Regions from separate parts of the Homo sapiens genome. Here region 2 is linked to region 1. A link is a contact called in ENCODE Hi-C data. All regions are on one chromosome and are shown on one strand. The core of a region is the stretch at or near the end of the contact, and the rest is flanking DNA. Distances in the headings are between cores, read along the strand shown.

Evidence for each region. Hi-C counts contacts between places; a loop is a spot of excess contacts on that map. Pooled maps may share reads with other maps.
Region 2: a loop to region 1 is called in a pooled map, with 28 times the contacts of the local background. The contact joins the promoter of ZNF787 here to the promoter of LINC01530 in region 1. A Hi-C loop is called at or near these places in 8 of 50 pooled maps.

Annotation. Positions count from the first base shown.
Region 1 is chr19:51,592,559-51,595,887 of GRCh38, reverse strand. LINC01530 (long intergenic non-protein coding RNA 1530) reads left to right here and starts at 1,508. Exons shown (of 2, transcript NR_034159.1): 1 at 1,508-1,939; 2 at 2,837-3,329. RefSeq lists a silencer at 591-758 and enhancers at 841-890, 1,101-1,410, 1,157-1,792, 1,793-2,428, 2,429-3,064.
Region 2 is chr19:56,119,504-56,122,951 of GRCh38, reverse strand. ZNF787 (zinc finger protein 787) reads left to right here and starts at 1,657. Exons shown (of 3, transcript NM_001002836.4): 1 at 1,657-1,780. LOC124904772 (a long non-coding RNA gene) reads right to left here and starts at 1,342. Exons shown (of 2, transcript XR_007067348.1): 1 at 1,020-1,342. RefSeq lists silencers at 1,161-1,530, 1,621-1,740, 1,751-1,830, 2,121-2,440, 2,521-2,570 and enhancers at 1,175-1,890, 2,318-2,612.

The sequences.
Region 1 (3,329 bases), core at 259-2,758:
AGCATGCTCTAGGTACTGGGACACAGCAGTGAGCAAGATAGGAAAGGTTGCAGCTGTCAGGGCACTGATGTTCTAATGGAGGAACCAGGCCATGGATAAGGAAGTAAATGACTAAGATGCTTTCCAAATACGAGGGAATTATCTTTGGTGGTATGACTGGGGGGGGGGGAACAGGGAGGGGGTTCTTTAGGGTGGCTGGAGGCCTTTGAGCTGAGGCCAACAAAATGAGTAGACAGATATTGGGTCAGGGTGGGAAGAATGCTCCAAATTGAGTTAATAGCAAATGCAAAGGACATGAAGGGCAGGGCCTGGCTGTGTTCAGCCCATTGGAAAGTGTGTTGTGACTGAGGACGACCAGAAAGGACCAGAAGCTTAGAGGTTGGCAGGATAAGGAGCTTGGATTTTATTCTGAGATGGGAACCACTGGATGATTTTAAGCTGGGGGGCAGGGTAGTGACTGGTGACAGGATCTGATTTATATTTCCACAGGCTTCCTGGCACTGTGCCTGAATAGAGGGTGGAGTGTGGCAAGGGAAGAAACAGAACAGTGAGGAGGCCCCTGCAGTGATGCAGGTGAGGAGTAACGGTAGCTCGGAGCAGAATGGAGACAGTGGAAGTGGAGAGAAGTGGTTAGATTCTGGGCCTCTTCTGGAGATAGAGACGATGAGACTCACACAAGATTTGGTTGCGGGAGGGAAGCGGATGAGAGAAACAGAACACTGGCGACCATTCCAAGATTTTGGCTTGAGCACTTGGATGGACAGTTAGTGGGGAGGAGGCAGAAAGATTGTGAGAGGAGCAGGTTTAGGACAGGGAATCTGGGATTTCGTTTGGATGTGGTAGATTTGAGGTCCTTTGCTCTGTAAGGTCTTTCCTGAACCCTGGGCTGGGTCTAGCACCTCCTCTGTGTTCCCACAGCCTCCTGAGCACCCCCTGGGCCAGCCCTGACCACTCTGTGTTGTAACCAGGACAGAGGAGGGTGCACTCGCACTGCACCCAGGTTGAAGGGCGAGAGTGAGAAGGTGTCAGGCTGGGCCGCAGAATCCAAAGCGGGTCAGCAGGTACAACAGCTGCTTAGAGCACTCCCACCCGGAGAGAGGGATTGAGAGATCACGGAAAAGGGTGCCATCTTTCCAGGGACGCCTACCAGAACGCGGGGGAGAGAAATACAGAGACCCTCAACTCCGCCACGTCATCGCGACAAAGGGCCAGGACCGGCCGGCCGCGGGATGGGCGCTCACCTGGGCAGAACTGGAGCTGGAAGGGCCAACCTCCAAAGAAACGAGGAGCGGGCGGAAGGACTACGACTCCCGGAAGGCTTTGGGCCCATCCGCCTACGACTCCCAGGTGCCCCTGCGTTGCGTCGTCCCGAAACACTTGCGGCTCTCGGACAAACTGGGCCTACAGTTCCCAGAGATCCTCGCGGCAGCGCTGCGCATTCTGCGCACGCCTCCCAGAGTGTACTAGGCCGGTCCGGCCCGCTTCCCGTCTGCGCCTGCGCAAGCACAATAGCCGTGCCAGAATTCTCTGCCAGCTGCTGTGCACTGCTGTCAGTGCAAAGATGGGATGGACTTTTTTTTCAGATTTTCTGCTGTTGTGGGAGTATGGCAAGAGTTTGAGGGGGCGGAGAAAGAGATTGGGAATGTGAAAAGGGAAGATAGCACCTGCGCTAAGCACATTCCTAGGATTGGGCCGCGTCTCGGGGATGCAGAGTGGGCTCTTCGGCGCGCCCTGCAGCCATGGGAGTGGACGCCTGCCCAGGCCGAAGGGCAAGGACTTGCGGGGTGGGGTCTCTGTGCATGCGCGGAGCTGAAAGGGAGCGTTTTGCAGATCTCCACGCGTGCGCAACTCTCGGGACGTGGACGCGGTGAACAGTTACGCACAATCGTCTTTCTGACACAAACACACCCTGCCAGGTGGAAGCCAGGATGGAGGGCAGGTGAGACCCGTAAGGCAAGATCCCAAAACCAAGGAACGGAGCACTCTCCCCGCTTGCTCCCCAGATCCAAGCCCTCCACTTCCTTCCAATGCCCCCCTTCCCGAAACTGCTCCCTCCTGTATATTCTGAGATCTTATCACTATTCCCGTGAGGCCCTTGATAAGGAGGATTGAGAGTGAAGGGTGATGGGAGACACGCCTTGGGCGTCTTCTGTCCACCTCAAGGATTGAACTTTGGTAACTGGAACTCATTCATTTGTTAATCTGTGTGCTAGGCCCTTTGACCCGCTGGCCAGATGCACCGGGACACAGGTGTATTCAGCCTGGTCCAGAGATAAGGATGATAAATCTTAATGTAAAGGTATCAGATGTTAAGGGCTGCAGGAGCCCAGAGGTTACAAGTGCTGCAAGCCAGAACATGGGGAAACAACAGCAATTAAGCCGTTAGCTTGTGCCTTGGAGGGGTGTTTGCCCTGCACCCCACTCACTACCTGAAGATAAATGGCTTCTCCAACGTGTAGTGGGGTTGGGATGATGAGGATGACATCACTGCCAGGTGGGAGGCAGGAGCTGCAGGTCCTGACATGATGAGGCAGGTATGGGCCGCCCTGGGCTGAGGGGGACATGGGCTACCCTGGACTGGAGGGCTGGGCTGTGGCATGGGGACCCTGTCAGAGACAGGTGTTTGGCCTCCATGCCTTCCTGTGTCTCTGGAAGGGTGAAACTAAGCGGGATGCTCCTCTCCCAGCCCCACCTGCTTTTCAGAGGCTACCATATGCTGGAGGGGGAAGATCCTGGCCACAAGCAGAGGCCCTGGAGGTGAATCAGTGTTGGAAGTGGGGTGGTTGGTTCTGGGTCCTCCCTGAGGCTCACATGGCTGCCCCTCCCCATCCTCCAGGCCTCGCCTTCTGTCCCGGATCCGCCAATCCTCCGATCCCTGGATCCTCTGATGATGGCATCAACTGTCTGGGCTACAGGTTGCTCTCCAAAGAGTGGCTGCCCCTCTACACCAACCTCACTGTGGACATAACTTCCAAGCCTCAGGAGACCCAGTGCAAAGCTGAGGGGTATCTTATCTGGAAGCCAGAAAGAGCCCCTGAGGCCAAGGTCACAGGGAAGCCCTCCCACTCACCCCACCTGGTTTCTTTTAAAAGTAGAGTTTATTTTATCTCCTTTCTGCCATCCCTAATTCCTTCCTTCCATCTGTCCATCCATCTTCTTTCCCCTCCCTCCCTTCCTCCCTTCTCCTTCTCCTCCTCCCCACACCTGCTTCTTTTCTCTTTCTTTCAACTATGTCCAGAAGGTCCTTCTTAACAAACACTAATTAGTACAGGGAAAGGTCTCTTTAAGTGAATGCATTTAAAATAGGGAGTCCACCTTTGTGGTAAATA
Region 2 (3,448 bases), core at 408-2,907, 4.5 Mb before region 1:
TCAGCTCACTGCAACCTCTGCCTCCCAGGTTCAAGCCATTCTCCTGCCTCAGCCTCCCGAGTAGCTGGGATTACAGGTGTCCGCCACCACGCCCAGCTAATTTTTGTATTTTTAATAGATATGGGGTTTCACTATGTTGGCCAGGGTAGTCTCGAATTCCTGACCTCCTGACGTCTGCCTCTGCCTCCCAAAGTGTTGAGATTTACAGGTGTCAGCCACTGCACCCGGCCACACTTCCTTCTGTTCTAAGATATATTTAAAAATTTACCTTTGTGATATTTCTGAAGGAGGGACACAGATATCCTCCTATTGACACACACAGTTAACACAGCACTGTTCACCCCACCCCATGGAAAGATGTTATTAAATCAATAATATACATCTTATGATTGATGCTCACTGAGCTTTGAGGGTATACAGTGGCCACAACAATAGACTTATATGTAACACTGCTAATAGGTAATAATAACCACCATCATTTTTGTGAACTTACTATGGGCCAGGTATTGAACTAAGCAGCTCTTACACATATTACCTTGCAGGTTATCTTATTTTTTCCCATTCCACAGATGAGAAATTGAGGCTGAGAAAGGTGTTATTCCACCAGTGAATTATAGCTTCTTATCTTTTCTGACTACCAGTGAGGATGATAACAATTATAAGCGATAAGTCATCTGCCACTTAGGTGAGAGTCAGCCAAGTACAGAACAGAGGAAGGACCAGAAGGACCAGCCTACAAGGACACTATGGTTTGGACAATTATTTTAAAATATGTGTTTTTTGCAAGAATACCAACAGTAACAGCTAACACCCAGTGCGTCCTTACTAGGTGCCTACCTAACGCGGGGGAAGTAGTGGATTCTCAGGGCTATGACACGAGGCAGTGTGTACAGTCAAGGGTTAAATACACGAATTTAGAGCCAAACTCCATGGGTTCGGGCCGAGGCTCTGGCATTCCGGGTGTGTGACTTTTGGTAGGTGATTTGACTCCTCACCTGCAACATAGGGATAGGACCTACCATGAGGCCCTAGTTAGGACTAGGACCTAGTGCGTGTGAAGCACTTGGAGGCGCACAATGTATTTTCATCACTTCAGAAAGGAGGAAACTGAGGCCATGGCACCTGAAGCGCAGCACTCTCTGTCCAGTAACTAAGGAACCCGGGGTCTCTGTCCAGTAACTAAGGCACCTGGACTCGGGCCACTGGGAGGTGCAGCGGCAGAGAAGGGGTTACCATGATAGAGACGGTAGGAGGACCCGGGGTGGCACGAGCGTCCCTCTCCACCACTTCACTCTCCTCACGGCGGGCCCGGGGACCCGGCCGCGCAGGCGCGAGGAGCCCGGGTTGTCGGGGGGGCACCGCCCTAGACACCCGGAAGTCTCCGCCTAACGGGCCCAGCCCGCACCTCCTGTCCGGGAAGGGGGCGGGGCCGAAGCCCCTCGGCGCGGGGCGCCATAGAGCATGGACGGAGGACCTGCGTCCTAGACACTTCCGGAAGTGGCTCCCTCAGGCGCCCGCCGGGCACCACAGAGCTGGGGGCGGTGGCCGGGATAGCGGGCTCGCCTTCCTAGAGCGGCGAGGACAGGGTGGCGGCCCGGGGGGCAGGGAGTAGGGAGAAGGGGGGGAGCGGCGCGGGCGGAAGCGGCCGGGAAGGTCACTTCCGGCCTGGGCGCCCGTCCCCCTGACCCCAGGGTCTGAGTCGCCGCTGCCGCCGCTGCCACCATCCGCGAGGCAGGAGAGAGGAGGAGGAGTGCGGCGCGGCGGCCCCGGGACCAAGGAGGTGAGGGGTGGGGGCGGGGGCCGTGCGCTGGGGGCCAGGTGGGCGCGCGCTTCGGGAAGCTGGGCTTGGGCTGGGGGTGGGTGGGGAGACTGGAGGGCGAGCGCGACTGGGCGGCGGGCGCGCGTGCGCGCTGCTGGGGGGGCGTGAGTGGGCGCGCGGCCGGGGTGACGCGGGCGGGGGGAGTGCGCGTGCGCGCCGAAGAGCTGTGGGAGGGGACGCGCGCCCGGGCGGCCCGCGGGCGGCGAGCGGGGCTGGAGGGGGGGTGCGCGTGCGCGGGTCCGGGTCCAGGGCGCGCGCGTGCGCGTGGCGGGGGCAGGAGCGGGGGCCTCGGTGGGGGTCCCTCTGCTGCGGGCCGTCGGGGGTGGGGCCGCTGTCCGTCCCCCCGAAGTTCCAACTCCGCCGGTCGTGGCCGGAAGTGGTGGCGACTTCGGGGGGAAGTTGAGGCCCAGGTGGGGGAAGGGGCCGCGCGGTTGGGCTGGCCTGGCCGGATACCGCGGCCCCGAGGGCACGGTCTCAGCCCTCGGCCCCCCCAGCCCTTCCTTCCCCTTTTCGAGTCAGCCCGGGTCCCGTTGCTGCCCCGGGCGGGCTGCGCGTGGCCTTTGATCAGGCGGGTAATTACGGGGATTCTGGCCGGCAGGAGGCCCATTCATTCGTCCTTGCTCGGCAGGCGGGGAGGAAGCGCGTCCCCAGCGGGGGAAGTGACTGGGCCAAGGTCAGCCACCGCGTGGCCCACGGGGCAGGGCGAAGGCGGGGACTGGATCGGGTGGCGACTCCTGAGGCCTCCCTCCCCTGTGCCGAGTGGATCAGAGTGGAGCCCCGCCCTCCTGACACCCCACCCCGACCCCCAGTCCAGGGAGCTGACCCCAATTCATGTGGATGAGTGCTCTGGGACCTGCAGAGTCGCACAGAAAAGTGACCCACAGACACAGAAGGCAGGAGTGAGTGGAGGCAGAAGTTTTTCCAGTGCCAGGCCCTGTGCCGGGCACTAGAGACAGGGAGCAGGGAGATGAACAAGGGCTTGGAGTCTGGGTGGAAGGCAGAGACTGAGACCCGGGCGACAGAGTCGCCATCCAAGGTGACCAGACCCCTGATGGAGAGGTCTGGGGGCTGTGGGAGCCAGGGAAGGCATTTTGACCCAGCCCAGTCCGGGGGATGGTCAGGGCTTTAGGGAAGGAATGGCTTGGTCTGCTCTTTGCGGTGTCCTGCTCCCAGGTCCCATGTTGCGCAGTGCTTAGAACCCATCTGGGGATCCGATTGACCCCAGCGCCGGGAAGCACAGTTGCGTTGATCCTGGCTTAGCTCCTCTGAAGACCGTAAGCCTCTTTGGCTAAACGCTGCTGACATTCACCTGCCTGCCTCTGCGCAGTCCCTGTGGTCCTCCGGCCACGCACGGCCTCAGAGAACATCCAGATCAGATTCCTGCTTGCTTATCTCATGTCTTATCCATCCATCCGGGCACCCGGCCTGGCCCCTCCCTGGTGCACTGCCAGAGTGTGTGCAGGCACTGGGTTGTATTCCCCAAGAGCTCTGGGACTGGGCAGGCCTGGGTTCAAGTCCCAGCCCCACCACTCACCTTCGTGGCCTTAGACGAGTAACTTCAGTGCCTTACTTTCCACCAGGACAGAGTGGGAGTGGTAATAATAGTATTGACCTCAGCGGGAAGGCTCT